4 separate regions of the Homo sapiens genome follow, and all the other regions are linked to region 1. A link is a contact called in ENCODE Hi-C or POLR2A ChIA-PET data. All regions are on one chromosome and are shown on one strand. The core of a region is the stretch at or near the end of the contact, and the rest is flanking DNA. Distances in the headings are between cores, read along the strand shown.

What was found. Hi-C counts contacts between places; a loop is a spot of excess contacts on that map. ChIA-PET counts read pairs that join two places held with the same protein, here RNA polymerase II (POLR2A). Pooled maps may share reads with other maps.
Region 2: a loop to region 1 is called in a map of CD8-positive, alpha-beta T cell, with 8 times the contacts of the local background. The contact joins the promoter of LINC02608 here to the promoter of TRAF3IP3 in region 1. A Hi-C loop is called at or near these places in 3 of 168 maps with a recorded cell type or tissue (CD8-positive, alpha-beta T cell and naive thymus-derived CD4-positive, alpha-beta T cell), 1 of 37 single-sample maps with no recorded cell type and 8 of 50 pooled maps. POLR2A ChIA-PET finds 5 or more read pairs at or near these places in 1 of 52 experiments (activated CD4-positive, alpha-beta T cell).
Region 3: a pooled map shows a loop between it and region 1 (4-fold over the local background). The contact joins the promoter of CD55 here to the promoter of TRAF3IP3 in region 1. A Hi-C loop is called at or near these places in 2 of 37 single-sample maps with no recorded cell type and 7 of 50 pooled maps.
Region 4: a loop to region 1 is called in a pooled map, with 6 times the contacts of the local background. The contact joins the enhancer-like site here to the promoter of TRAF3IP3 in region 1. A Hi-C loop is called at or near these places in 2 of 37 single-sample maps with no recorded cell type and 5 of 50 pooled maps.

The regions. Positions count from the first base shown.
Region 1 is chr1:209,754,311-209,758,008 of GRCh38, forward strand. TRAF3IP3 (TRAF3 interacting protein 3) reads left to right here and starts at 1,743. Exons shown (of 17, transcript NM_025228.4): 1 at 1,743-1,999. RefSeq lists enhancers at 1,466-1,625, 1,906-2,315.
Region 2 is chr1:212,282,872-212,286,569 of GRCh38, forward strand. LINC02608 (long intergenic non-protein coding RNA 2608) reads right to left here and starts at 2,150. Exons shown (of 4, transcript NR_125984.1): 1 at 2,108-2,150. PPP2R5A (protein phosphatase 2 regulatory subunit B'alpha) reads left to right here and starts at 2,539. Exons shown (of 13, transcript NM_006243.4): 1 at 2,539-3,420. The coding sequence starts at 3,240. RefSeq lists an enhancer at 2,052-2,131 and a silencer at 2,302-3,271.
Region 3 is chr1:207,319,993-207,323,690 of GRCh38, forward strand. CD55 (CD55 molecule (Cromer blood group)) reads left to right here and starts at 1,686. Exons shown (of 10, transcript NM_000574.5): 1 at 1,686-1,873; 2 at 2,390-2,575. The coding sequence starts at 1,774. LOC107985251 (a long non-coding RNA gene) reads right to left here and starts at 2,137. Exons shown (of 3, transcript XR_007066838.1): 1 at 1,694-2,137. RefSeq lists an enhancer at 1,112-1,321 and a silencer at 1,882-1,961.
Region 4 is chr1:211,936,991-211,940,688 of GRCh38, forward strand. INTS7 (integrator complex subunit 7) reads right to left here. Exons shown (of 20, transcript NM_015434.4): 20 at 3,413-3,698. Among named protein-coding and RNA genes, the nearest start is that of INTS7, 97 kb to the right of the region's middle. RefSeq lists an enhancer at 1,915-1,994. Within about 2 kb of position 1,906, at least 5 of the 41 ENCODE cell types and tissues checked have a DNase peak (open chromatin) inside an H3K27ac peak, as active enhancers do.

The DNA.
Region 1 (3,698 bases), core at 493-2,992:
TAGACATTTCTTTCTGATGTTTAATGGAGTCCAAATAGTAGGTCTCTATAGGAACTCCTATTAAAATCTCCTGTCTTTCTTTACGCTCTAATGCCCTGAACTCCCAGAATCTTCTCACTCTTCTATGCCAATAAAAATTCTCTGGCCAGGCGTGGTGGCTCATGCCTGTGATCGCAGCACTTTGGGAGGCCGAGGCAGGTGGATCACCTGAGGTCAGTAGTTTGAGTCCAGCCTGACTAACATGGTTGAAACCCCATTTCTACTAAATACAAAAAATTATCCAGGCATGGTGGCGTATGCCTGTAATCCCAGCTACTCAGGAGGCTGAGGCAGGAGAATTGCTTGAACCTGGGAGGCGGAGGTTGCAGTGAACCGAGATCGCGCAATTGCACTCCAGCTTAGGCAACAAGAGTGAAACTCCGTCTCACTCTGTCGCCCAGGCTAGAGTGCAGTGGCACATTCTTGGCTCACTGCAACCTCTGCCTCCCAGGTTCAAGCGATTCTTGTGCCTCAGCCTCCCAAGTAGCTGGGTTTACAGGCACATGCCATGACATCCGGCTAATTTTTTATATTTTTGGTAGAGATGGGGTTTCACCATGTTGGCCAGGCTAGTCTTGAACTCTTGACCTCAAGTGATCCACCCACCTGGACCTCCCAAAGTGCTGGGATTACAGGTGTGAGCCACTGTGCCCGGCCAAAATTCTCTTTTTCTGACATCTTGGGCTCCCCAAGCCCTCTGTCCTCTACTCATTCCCATCTCTATGTGTCAAGCTCCAGACACAGGGCCTTGAGCTGTTGTCTCTCATCCTGAGTAAATGCCACTTGTCTTCAGTCCTAGTGCTTGAGAATCCATCCTCTGCTTTTCCCTGCCGATTCCTTGTCCTTTTTCTCCTCAAAGAACAGAGAAAGAAGCAGAAGCAGAGAAAATGGTGACAAACTCTCCACATGTTAATAAATGTTATCACAGCTATTTTTAAGTCTCATTACCTGCCTCACATGTGTCAAACCTTAGAATTCCAAAGAGCCACATACATCACCCAACTACCACAGTGAGTAGCATCCAGACAAGGTGAATTTTACAAGGTTACAAAGCTGCTCAGTTAACTTGTCCCAATCCAGTTTCCTCTCCACTATTTTAGCCTGAACTTCTTGGGAATTTCCTGGCTGCATCATTTGTGATGGCTTCATCTTAATGCATGCAAATCAGTTCCCTTTAGTTTTTCCCTAAATTTCCTAGTCCGGTTGACCAGATAAAAAAATGTGTAGAAGACTCTGCCTTCTATTCCTTCCTTCATCCCCCAGCTACCCACCTTTACACTCCCTCCTCATTGCTCCAGAAAGGAGCAAATCCAGAGTTGGTCTCATTCCAGAATCTGAGAAAGACACCACCTACTTCAGAAGAGCAGAAACTCTTTACAACACCAGGATTGGGAAGAGGTGGCTAAAGAAAAAGGAAAATCCTTACACAAAGAACTACCTGATACACATGAAAGCCTACACTGAGAACATCTCATCTAGGTCTTACCACCAAAAAGGCATTTTTTTCCCTCTCATAGAAACCACAAAGGTCTGAATCTGACCCAGAGGACTATCCTTTTCTAATCATGGAAAGGAATCTTGACTTGAAACTGTCCAAGAGCTCCGACCAATCCAGTAGCAAGAGAAAGGGTGGCCGGGGTGCCTACTGATGGGAGGAGCTCCTGAGCCCAGCCCTGGAGGCCTCAGAGTTCAGGGGCCCACTTAGATGATACCAGAGAGCAAGAGAGAGGAACTGGGGTTTGCGAACCTTGTGGCTTTGTCTGTTTCCTGTTTCAGCAAGGCTGCTGTGCAAAAAGAAAGACGGTACCAAGAAGGGACGTGTTAATGGGGCCCAGACCTATGGATTGAAAGCGTGTGCTTTACCCATCTGCTGTCTTGCTCCATCTGAGACCAGAGCCAAGATCTGCCCAGGACTGGAATGCTTTCCCGAGTGGCTTGAGTTGGAGCCTGGGACTAGGAGGTAACTGAGAAGGAGGATGCTTTTGTGTCCAGGTTTGGGAACTCCAACTTCGGGGTAGGGCAGAAGATGCTCTACCATCCCAGCTCCCCTGGGTGGAGAGTGGGTGGCATAGTTTAAGGGTGTCAGGGGTTTGGGTAACCAAGAAAGTATCCTGTATTGGTTTCCTGTGGCGCTAGCCATGGCACAGGGTACAGCTTGCACCACTCCTCTGTTCCAGTAGATTAGATTACATTAGATTAGGAGTGAGTCAAACGACTTAGAGTTCAGGCTACCCAGTGATATGGGCATGAATTAAATGACCTTTTACAGTTTTCTTCAAAGCAGGGATCCCTGAACACAAGACTGCCTTCCCAGCAGCTTAAGCGCAGGCCCCTCTCCCCTCAGTTCACACTGAGAGCTCTGGGCCAGGAAGGCCAACCCATGCAGGAAGCCATTCATTGTCTCCATTACAAACATGGCCAGGAAGTAAAAGCGAGACTCAGAAAGGCATGTCAAGCCACAGTCAGGTGAGGAGCCATGCCCTGTTCTCTCTCTGCAGCCTGAGAGACCAGGCTGAGCCTTCCCAGCCAGTAAACCTTCTTCCTCCAAGCTCTAAGTGAGCCCAGTCATGCTGCCAGGGGGGAACCTGAGAGATGCCAGAAAGCCTGGGCAGTGGCCAAGTGATCTTTCTTTGAACCCTACAGGGACCAGTTCCCTTTTCTTTAGCAGCCTACCCCTGTCAGCCGTCCCACATACCTTCTTGTTTTCAAGCAAGTCAGTAGGGTCCAGATATCCCAGAAACCTGGGTAGGGTTCTATGCAGCATGCTGCACCAAATCCTAGCAGGTGTGGTAGCCAAGGCATCTGGGAACACTCCCCTCTCTAAGGAGCCATTTCCACTGCAGCTCCTTTCTTGGGTAAGAAGGCTCCATGTCTGCCCCAAGGAAGCAGAGAGCAGAGCAGCTGTGTGTTTCAGTGGACTAAGGTTGGTGGCCTGGGTGGAGAGCCCAGAGAGACCTCATCTCAGGCACTGTCTTCTCCCCCACAGCCCTTTCCTCTTCGCGGCAAGAAGGTAGGAGGATTCTCAATGTTCTGCCTCCACTACAAAACCTGTGGGGAAGCTGAGCCAAACAGGGAGGGGACCTCACACCTTATGTGTGACACAGGCAGACCCCATCTCTTCCTTACCTTTCGGCTTGGTGTAATTGGGATGGCAATTATGTCCAGACCACAGAGAAGCCTTTCTCCTTATAGCCCAAACCCAGAGGTCAGAAGTAAATGTGACTTCAGCCTGGGGCCAGCATCCCCTCAATCTGGTAAACAATATACTCTGTCAAAGAGAGAGAGGGTTGAGAGGATGAGAGAAGGCATTCTTGGTCCTAGAAGTGCTAGTTTAGCTTGGAGCCTTTGTCTTACAGCACCAAGTCTTCAATATCCAACATCGGCATAACAAGGATAATATTCGCAATTACTTTTGCACCAACCTAATAGGAATACTTTATGTCTTTATTATTAAAAGGTAACATTTATTGTGTGCTCCATGCCAGGTGCATGGCCTGCATTTTGTCATTTAATCCTTATAACCTACAAGGCAGGTCCTAGCCCCATTTTATAAATGAGGAGACTGGGGCTTAGAGATGTTTAATAGCTTATCTAAAAACACACACAGGTTGTAGGTGACAGAGCCAGGACATGAGTCCACGCAGTGTGACTCCAAGAGC
Region 2 (3,698 bases), core at 900-3,399, 2.5 Mb after region 1:
CTTACAGACATTTACATTCTGTTTTTAATAACTTCTAGATGACTAGAGAATAGTAGTTCCAAACTTTTGTGTACATAAGAATAACCTAGGGAAGTTATTAAAAATAGACTTCTCAGTGCTCTTCCCATAGGTTCTAGTTCTGTTGGGGGGAGGCGGGGGAGGTCCAGGAATCTGCATTTTCAATAAGCACCCCAGAGGATGCTGATGCAGGTGATCCAGTAACCACGCTTTCAGAAATTCTGCTGTTGAGAACTAAAAATGTGATTGTTATCCTCTGCTCAGTAGGGGAAACAGAGGTGTAAAATAAAATAACTGAGTTCTTGCTCTCTTGGTGTTGACAAACTTTCAGCTGTGAGTGGTGTGGACACTAAATGCAATAGGAATACAAAGAAGGGAGGCATCACTTCTGGCTGGATTGTCAAGCTTCATAAAAGATAGGGGGTTTGAAGAAAAGAAATTTCAAAAAGATGAAAAAAAAATGGGCCGGGCGCGGTGGCTCACGCCTGTAATCCCAGCGCTTTGGGAGGCGGAGGTGGCCGAATCACGAGGTCAGGAGTTCGAGACAAGCCTGGGCAACATGGTGAAACCCCGTCGCTACTAAAAATACAAAAAATTAGCCGGGCGTGGTGGCAGGTGCCTGTAATCCCAGCTACTCGGGAGGCTGAGGCAGGAGAATCGCTTGAACCCGGGAGGCGGAGCATGCAGTGAGCCGAGATTGTGCCACCATTGCACTCCAGCCTGGGTGACAGAGCAAGACTCCGTCTCAAAAAAGAAAAAAAAAAGTGGATTATTTCAAGATGTTGGAACAGCAAAGACTAAGTGTTGAGGATGCATAACTTCTTTTAGGGGATCAGTATGTGGAATGATGTGCCTGAACTAAAAAGAGTTTTTGTGGGCACATGTAGGAATTTACACTTGGAAAGACAGGAGTCAGATCGCAGAGAGTCTTGAATTTGGACTCTATTCTGCAGGTATTGGGTGGTTCCTCAAACACGCAGGTAAGATAAAAGTGATCTTAAAAGATTGATGTGGCAGTGAGTTTGAAAGCCGTGAACTACGTTTGGCGGTCTTTGTACACATTGGGAGAAACGCCAATTGTGAAAGTAGATTTAACATGATCTGGAGCTTGACTATGTGAGAAAGCGAAAAGTGTCAGAAACGCTGCTGAGGTTTGAACCTCCTTGACTGGGAGGATTATGTACAATTTCACCGCCCAGCAAATCTGAAGGAGGAAATGTTTTGAGGATAGTATGTTTGGTTCTAGGTCTAGAATTCAACTTCCTGCCAAATTTGGAATCTTCTGTACATATGCATCAGGTGGCTTCGTTTAAATATACGACAATTACTTTTATTATGTTGAAAGGAAAAGGTCTGGAGCTCGAGGGAGGGGATTACAGATTTGGGTCCATTGGCGCAAAGGGAGGCTGACTGTTCAGATTAATAATTATTAACGGCCACCGTATGGAAAGCACTGCACGAAAAACTAAGATGACCAGTCCTCGTCCTTAAGAAATTCAAAATCTAGACGGAATCTCCAAGAAAGAGATTCCGGTAAGAGTACATGGCAAGCCTCCATATCCACACACCACTGACCAATGAATTTGTACTCTTCTCGTTGGAGTAGTTGAGGGCCTTTGGCTCAAGGAGGGGTGAAAATTAGCAGGATACTAAATTGGGAATGAGAAATCTCTTTTTAGAGGGCGTGGACTTGCAGAACTCTTTGAAGCAGCAGATGCTAGACTGCCCAAACCCCACGCGAGAGTAGCTCTCTGGAGTTGCGGAGTCCGAACCTCCCAAGAGCTACAAATTTATTCCGCAACTACCAATTTTGCGGTTTGGGGCCAGTAAGGCGCCAAGACCCGCCCAGGTGTCCAGACCTCGCAACGATTGGACGAGCTCACCTTCTCGCCTTCCCCGGGCCCCTCGCCCGTCAATCACACTGCTTGCTCGCCACCTGACCTCTGCTGCGCCCCCTTTCAGTGGTGTAACACCTGGCGCTCTTTCGCGCCCCAGCCCTCCGGCGCCCCACCAATCGCTTCAGTTCTTCATTGGCCAGCAGAGAGGTGAGGGAAGGGAAGGGGCGCTCTATTTTGCTCTCTGAACGCACCCTCTCAAGTTTCCCAGTCTTCTCGTAGACGGTCAGGAGAGCAATGACAGCCTGGAGCAGTCGCGCGTGAGCGCAAAAATGCCCGCTGGTGGAGGAGCGCTTCCCCTCCCTCCCAAGCGATTTGCCGCATTTGTTCTGACGCAGGGGCACCCCGCTCGCCGTCTTCACTTACGATTGGCTGTGGCCGAAGCCCGTCACACAGCCCGCCCCACTCCTCTGCCTCAAGAGGCCGCACCTCACGCCGTCGCTGCCGCTTAGCCGTGTGATTGGCTAAGAGGGCTGGCATGCTTTCCCGCCCCCTCCCCCGCCGCCGCACCAAGAGGCGGGCGGGACCCCGCGGAAGTTGTCAGTCAAACTCCTCCTTCCCACCCCTTGCGAGGCCCCTCCCCGGGCCGCGCGCCCTGGCGCGCGCACACGCGCACACACTCCCCAGTCGCCTGTACCAACCACCTTCTCAAGTTGTAGCGGTCGCTCGCCTGGGGTTCTCCGTGGGCGGCCGACGGGCGCGTGGGGGAGGGGGTTCGGGCCGCCCAGCGCGGCAAGGAGCGAGTGTGTGCACGCAGAGGGCCGGGGCTACGGGGCAGCGCCCCGGGCGATGAGGGGCCGGCGTTGACCGGGAAGAGCGGGCACCGCGGCAGTGGCTCCGAGGGGACCCGCGATGGCAGCGCCCTGAGAGGAGGCTCCAGGCAGGGCGGGCTGCGCTGGCAGCGGCCGCTGAGGTGCTGGCCGGCCGGCTGGCTGGCGACGGGGGCAGAAGCGACGAGAGGCGCGCTCGGCACCCGCACCCCCGTGCCCCCGCCTCAGTTGTCTAAACTTCGGGCTCTCTTCCACCCGCTCTGCGCGCCCAGAGTCAACAACTTCTTCACCCCCCTCCGCCCCCGCCCTTCCCTCCGTCAGCCCCGGGAGCTCGCCGCGCGCCGGGGACCAGGAACCTCCAGCGCTGAGATGTGGCCGTGAGGCGTTGGCGGGCGGCGAGGAGAAGCTCGGCGGCGTCCCGGGGCCGGAGGGCCGTGGGGCCGGGGCGCAGGGGCGCGAGCACCCCGCGCCTCTCCCCCGCCTCCTCCTGCCGTCTCCGCCGCTGCCCGTGCCTTGCAAGCAGCAGCCGGAGCTGCCAAGCGTCAGGGCCGCGGAGATGTCGTCGTCGTCGCCGCCGGCGGGGGCTGCCAGCGCCGCCATCTCGGCCTCGGAGAAAGTGGACGGCTTCACCCGGAAATCGGTCCGCAAGGCGCAGAGGCAGAAGCGCTCCCAGGGCTCGTCGCAGTTTCGCAGCCAGGGCAGCCAGGCAGAGCTGCACCCGCTGCCCCAGCTCAAAGGTAACCTCCGAGGGCGCAGCCCCAGCAGCGAGCGCAGGGGCTGGCAACGCTTGCCTCTGCGCCAGCAGAGCCATTTCCTGCTGGGTTTCTCCTGCTCAGTTGGGACTGGTAGTGTGTGAGCCGAGTTCCCCACAATGCCTTGGCGTCACCTCACGCCCTCCTCCTTATTCAAACAGGTTTTCTGTGAAGTCTTGGCTGTTTCCTTCTAATTCCCACCTGAACTCTTTCCATCCTAGGGGAGGCCAACACCCTTCCCCACCTGCGCGCTTGCTTAACCT
Region 3 (3,698 bases), core at 436-2,935, 2.4 Mb before region 1:
CCCAGATAAATTATTACAGGGAAGCATGTTCTTGAGGCTATTCTCTATGAAGAAGGGCAACCCACCTTGCCATCTATATCCTTTCTGTTTTCGACAGGGGTGGTCCTAAGCTGGATAGATCTTTACTCTGACCAGTACCATATAGGTCTGTGGTTCTCAAACCTGGCTGCACAGTGTGGCACTTTAAGTAATCCTGATACCCAGTCCCATCCCCAAAGATGCTGATTTAATTTGTCTAAGGTGCAGTTTGGGCCTCTGGATTGGAACCAACCCATATACCCATCAATGATAGACTGGATAAAGAAAATGTGGCACATATACACCATAGAATACTACACAGCCATAAAAAAGGATGAGTTCATGTCCTATGCAGGGACATGGATGAAGCTGGAAACCATCAACCTCAGCAAACTAACATAAGACCAGAAAACCAAACACTGCATGTTCTTACTCATAAGTGGGAGTTGAACAATGAGAATACACAGACACAGGGAGGGGAACATCACACACGGGGGCCTGTTGGAGGGTGGGGGTTAGGGGAGGGATAGCATTAGGAGAAATACCTAATGTAGATGTTGGGTTGATGGGTGCAGCAAACCACCATGGCACGTGTATACCTATGTAACAAACCTGCATGTTCTGCACATGTATTCCAGAACTTAAAGAATATATATTTATATATGTATAAATATATATGAATATATAAATATAAATATATATATAAGCTCCCCACGTGATTCTAATGTGTGGCCAGTCTTGCAAACCTCAGGCTATTTATTCTAAAGGGTTTGTAACAAGCCTTCCTCTTAAAATCCACCCCACCACCATTCAGCGTTTTGGGGTCTGTTTGTTTTTATTGTTATCCCACCCCACACCGCCCCGAGGCGCGCGCGCGCGCGCGCACACACACACACACACACACACACACACATACACACACGCACACTGGTGAATTTCTCTCTACAGTCAGTCTGGAGTAATCCCAAAGTGGTGTCTTTCGTAAATAAGGAGAACCCGGGTGAAGAAAATGACTCCCACCCGAACAAGGCATGAACAATGTTCACTCCCTACTGTGTTATTCAACCTGTTTCCCCAGGTCTCTGTTTTCACATTAGAGAGTGTTCTAGGAGATGACGCCCTTCCTCCTTAGTTATTTCCCCACCCTCGTGCTGGCCTTTGACAGACCTCCCAGTAGAGGGCCCAAGACGCGGGTAGAGCACCGCGTCTCAGCGCCTGAGTCTCAGCCCCCGAACTCCACCGCACCTGCAGGTCCCCTTGGCAGCACTCAAGCGCGGGGATGCTCCGCTTAGACGAACTCACGTGCGGGCAGCAAGGCCTGCGATACTTGAGCACCCCTCCCCCTCTCCCGTTTACACCCCGTTTGTGTTTACGTAGCGAGGAGATATTTAGGTTTCTAGAAGGCAGGTCATCGCAGGCCCCACCCAGCAGTGGAGAGAGTGAGTCCCAGAGGGTGTTGCCAGCGAGCTCCTCCTCCTTCCCCTCCCCACTCTCCCCGAGTCTAGGGCCCCCGGGGCGTATGACGCCGGAGCCCTCTGACCGCACCTCTGACCACAACAAACCCCTACTCCACCCGTCTTGTTTGTCCCACCCTTGGTGACGCAGAGCCCCAGCCCAGACCCCGCCCAAAGCACTCATTTAACTGGTATTGCGGAGCCACGAGGCTTCTGCTTACTGCAACTCGCTCCGGCCGCTGGGCGTAGCTGCGACTCGGCGGAGTCCCGGCGGCGCGTCCTTGTTCTAACCCGGCGCGCCATGACCGTCGCGCGGCCGAGCGTGCCCGCGGCGCTGCCCCTCCTCGGGGAGCTGCCCCGGCTGCTGCTGCTGGTGCTGTTGTGCCTGCCGGCCGTGTGGGGTGAGTAGGGGCCCGGCGGCCGGGGAAGCCCCTGGGCTGGGTGGGAGGTCCAAGTCGGTCTCTGAGACACGCACAGGGGCCGGCGACTTGGCAGGTGGGGAGCTTGGCCCGCGGTCGTGGTTCCCGCCGTCCTGTGCCTTTAAGGCTCTCGCCGCTCACCAGCATTTGGGGCTCCTGCTGTGTCGGCCCCCAGCTGACTTGGCTTTAGGGGTCGGCGTGGAGGGTTAAAGAGGCCCCGGCTGGGTTTGCGGAGCAGCCAAGCCTGGCAAAATCGAAAGGGAGGGCTCAAAGAGACTGTATCCTTAACCCCCAAAAAGCTGGTCTAAAAGGATGGGAGGCCAGACCGCTGACCGTTCCCCACTCTCGACAGAGTCCAGCCGTGTGGAGCACACGATGCTGCAAACTTGCATGTCATCTCTTTCAGGTGTGGCATTTCAAGGGGGCTTGTGTCTTGAAAACAGCAACTGTGAGGACACTTGATAGTCATTTCCTTCAGTTCTGCTTTTGTCTCCCTAGGTGACTGTGGCCTTCCCCCAGATGTACCTAATGCCCAGCCAGCTTTGGAAGGCCGTACAAGTTTTCCCGAGGATACTGTAATAACGTACAAATGTGAAGAAAGCTTTGTGAAAATTCCTGGCGAGAAGGACTCAGTGATCTGCCTTAAGGGCAGTCAATGGTCAGATATTGAAGAGTTCTGCAATCGTAAGTTCTTCATCTTTTTAGAAAAGTTCTGGGAATGGAATGTATCTTAAATTTATTTTTATATACCTTTGGAGTGACTAGTAATTGATAGTTCTCTAGCGTTACTAAACCCCAGGGTATACCCTGTTGGCACGTCACACTCCAGCTAATTGAAGACATTTACCACCCTGAGTAGGTCCTGCTGCTTCATTAAGAGTTTTTCTTCCTAACACTGTACCTCTTGAACGAACTAGTAGAGAAAATAAACAATAGGTATTGTTTAGGGAGTAAACATATAAAATATATTTGGCAATTGCCTTGAGACACATAGCGTAAATGATATGTTTTCTTAAGTATTTTATAAAGTAGGACTTACCAAATACAACTCTGTGGTGGCATTTTTAAAAGCTCTCAATATTTACTTCAAAATCTGTTATACTTGTACATATTTATAGGGTACATGTGATATTCTGGCACATGCATACAGTGTGTCATGATCAATCAGGGTAATTGGATAGCCAGTACCTCAAACACTTGGTGTTTGTGTGGAGAATATTCCAAATCTTCTCTTCTTGCTACTTTGAAAAAATATATGTATATATATAAATTGGGATATATATATAGGGAGAGAGATATATATAATTGGGATATATATATATAAGGAGATATATAATTGGGATATATATAAGGAGATATATATAGGGAGAGATATATATATATAGGGAGATATATATATATAGGGAGAGAGATATATATAGGGAGAGAGAGATGTATAAACTGGGATATAGACAGGTAGATAGGTTGATTGTTAAAAATGAATAAGAGGCCCAGTGAAGAGTTGTTTGGGGGCTAACACAGTAACCGTGTTTGATACTGATACCTAGTAGAATTAAAAGAAATGAAGATTTCTTGTTTTAGGTGAATATACATACAGTCATCCACACCTTATGTGCCCTTTGATTTCATAAAATATATATTGGCATTATCTTGGAGGAAAAAAATCTGTTACTTACATAGCCCTGTATTAGCTTTGAGATATATGAGTAGAGATAAAGATAAAGAGACCCGATAACCTGACTTTGAACAACTTAAATCAATAGAAGCTACTGTAAATACAGAAATTGGCACAAATACCTTTAGAAGC
Region 4 (3,698 bases), core at 656-3,155, 2.2 Mb after region 1:
CTGACCTTGTGATCTGCCCGCCTCGGCCTCCCAAAGTGCAGGGATTACAGGCGTGAGCCACCGTGCCCGGCCTCAACATAGTATTTAATACTAGAAGCAAAGCAAACGCATGAACCTAAATACCCTCCTTGTCATCTATACACTCTTTCGTGTGGAACTTTTAGTGAGTCAAAGAATTCCAATGTAGGCCCCCTTATCTAGAAATCCACTTAAGGGTCATCTAGGTCTTAAGGTAACAGTTCTCATTTTTTCATTTTTCATTCCCTGCACTTTCCAACTCCATAGGCAGTAGCCACATGAAGCCATTTAACTGAAGGAGGCCGGGCATGGTGGCTCATGCCTGTAATCCTAGCACTTTGGGAGGCCGATGGGGGTGGATCACTGGAGGTCAGGAGTTCAAGACCAGCCTGACCAACATGATGAAACTCCACCTTTACTAAAAATACAAAATTAGCCGGGTGTGGTGGCACATGCCTGTAATCCCAGATACTTGGGAGGCTGAGGCAGGAGAATCACTTGAACCTGGGAGGCGGAGGTTGCAGTGAGCTGAGATCGCACCATTGCACTCCACCCCAGGCAACAAGAGCAAAACTCCATCTCTAAATAAATAAATAAATAAATAAATAAATAAATAAATAAAATAATTAAATTTAACTGAATTAAAAGTAAATTAATTCAGTTCCTCAATCACACTAGCCATATTTTAAGTACTCAATAGCTACATGTGGCCAGTGGCTGTAGCGGTTAGTGCAAATTTAGAACGCCTCCATCATTACAGAAAGTTCTGTTGGTCAGTGGTGCCTATACTCTACATACCAAGTGCCAGGTCATCTTATTCTCAATATTCTGTTGGCAGGTATTGGCACAGAAAGATCAAGTGACTTATCTAAGGATTAATGATGAGTCTTATAAATAGAATTTAAACTGACTTCTCTGGGACCCTAGTCTGAGGATCTTGTCTAATTGGTTTGTTCTTCTCTGAACAGTATCTTAACATGAGAAATGGCATATTCCCCAGTTGCAAATTGCCTGCTATCTTGGTTGGTTTGCGCTAGAAAGGTTATGTCTGAAGGTCTTAGTTTAAGCTGGAATACATTAATTTCTGAATAGTCAACATTCTATTGCTATCATCACTGAAGGCAATCAGCAGAATGTATTTACATATATTTCCTTGTATGTCTGCCTTTACATATTTTAATTAAATGATTTATAGCATAGTAGACAGAAATTCTATTTTGTTTAGATCATTATTACTCAATGTACCCAAATTGCATTAGGAAAGATAGCTTAAATGTGTTTAATAGCAGAGACAAGGTAATAAAATGCTCAGTGAGAACTGATCTAACACTTTGGAAAAAAAAATACTAAGGAGGATAATGACAGTAGTAGTAATAATAAAAGCAAATGCTTATATATCTGTTTTACTATATGCCAAGCATGTTCTAAGTAAATTCTATACTAACTCACTTAATTCTCATACCTACCCCATGAAACACTAATATGTTTCTCTATTAGGAATAAGGAAATTGAGGCATAGAGAGACTAAGTAGCTTGTCCAAGGTCATAAAGTTAAGATTGGAACCTCGGCAGTATGGCCCCAAAGGCTGGTGCTCTCAGTCACTGGACTACACAGCAGTCCCCCTTATCAGTAGGAGATACGTTCCAAGATCCCCAGTGGATGCCTATGACTGAGGATAGTACCAAACCCTATATACACTACATTTTTTCCTATACATACACACCTATGCCAAAGTTTAATTTATAAAATAGGCACAGTAAAGAGATTAAGTGATTATAAAATAGAACAATTGTAACAATATACTGTAATAAAAATTATGTGAATGTGGTCTATCTTCACCTCTGGGAACTGAAACTGAAAAGCAAAGTGAAAGTGAAAAGCAAAAACTGCAGATAAGGAAACACTACTGCACTGCAAAGTGACGAAGCACTGAGAAAAACTAGTCCTGTCTTCCTAGCTTTAACCAGCAAGTGCCCTTCATATTTCTAAATTTAGGGAACATGCCCACTTCACAATTAGTATGCATCTTTCTTTTCTGCATCTCATTTTTCTTTTCATTCATTAGTGTAGTGTTGAAGTTATAAACAGCTTCCCCCACCACAAATAACCATTTAACAGTTGATGCCAAAAATTCAGTAGATATTTTACTAAACAAAATCAGAGTTCCAATCCTGGATCTAATGGACATACTAAAATAAGTCTTTCTTGCTTCAGAGTTATGTTCAGTTCAGTTATACTCTGAACTTCTTGGACTTGCTTTTATTTTAATAATTCCTGGCCAGGCACGGTGGCTCACACCTGTAATCCTAGCACTTTGGGAGGCCAAGACGGGCGATCACCAGAGTTTGGGACCATCCTGGCCAACATGGTGAAACCCATCTCTACTAAAAAATATAAAAACTAACCAGGCGTGGTGGCACATGCCTGTAATCCCAGCTACTCGGGAGACTGAGGCAGGAGAATCACCGGAGCCTGGGAGGTAGAGGTTGCAGTGAGCTGAGATTGCACCACTGCACTCCAGCCTGGGCAACAGAGCGAGACTCTGTCTCAAAAAAAAAAAAAAAAAATTCCTTTCTGAGTTTGTGCCAGGAGCCCATAATACACCAAGTTAAAAAGTTCATAAACATAGCTATCAAAACCTATCTTTTAAGAACATAACATTTGGGAAGTTCTCAAAGGGAATTGATGGCTTACAAGATTTGCTTCTTTTTTGGAGAAATCTACCTTGAATGGCACCAGAAGCTTGAAATCCACATTGTAAACTTTAACCCTGAAAATAGCCACTTAATTACAAATAAAAAAGATCTCCAATTTAAGAAATGTTTTTGTTTGTTTTTAGTCTTTCAGTCACTTGATAATACAACTCTAGGCTGGAATCCAGAAAACCAGTCTAATTCAGTCACTTGACAGACAAAAAAAAAAACCCCTAAGATGTAGAGGTAAAGTGACTTGCTTGGTCACACAGCTAATTCACCAGAACCAAGAGTGAAACCCAGGCTTTCTGATTCAGCTGTTTCCACACCTGGTAAAAGAACAAGGGGTTCTGCACTGCTCTGGCAATTTTTCCTAAGCACGTGTTCCCAGGTGCTGAGATGACTGTGTAGGTTGTGTGAACCTCATACAACTGGGCTGCATCTGAAGAGATGTCATTCAACCGTGGACACTGTAGATCTGTACACATTTTATGAGAATGTTCTGGCTGTTAGCAGTACAATGGGTTGTGCTCATGAAGGCAAGCAATCTTGGAGAGACCCAAGTTGCAAATCACTTCTCAGTCCCAGAGGCCGCATGACAAGAAAGAAAAAAAAAACAACAACCCCTTTTTATTTTTTATCTTAAGCTCCATTCTCCTTTGAATTAATGTTGACTTTGAAGAGAAAAAGGCAAAACACAAGCAAAGAAACAGATATTTATTTAAAAAGGAAATTCCAGGGAAAGTACCCTGCTTTACCTTAGGAGCTGCATCCGGCCAAATTACTTATAGCATCGGCATCTGCAACCATATGATCCCTGATGTTTAGAAATCGTGATCCTGAAGCCCTAAATGATCCCCAATCAAAAAGCAGTTAAGTTATATCTACCATACTGTGCTAAGAAAGTCTATTTTATCATGGTTTTCAACCAGAATTAAAATAGGAAAAAAGGGGGTTTTCTGGCTAACCAGAAAACTCTGTTCCCT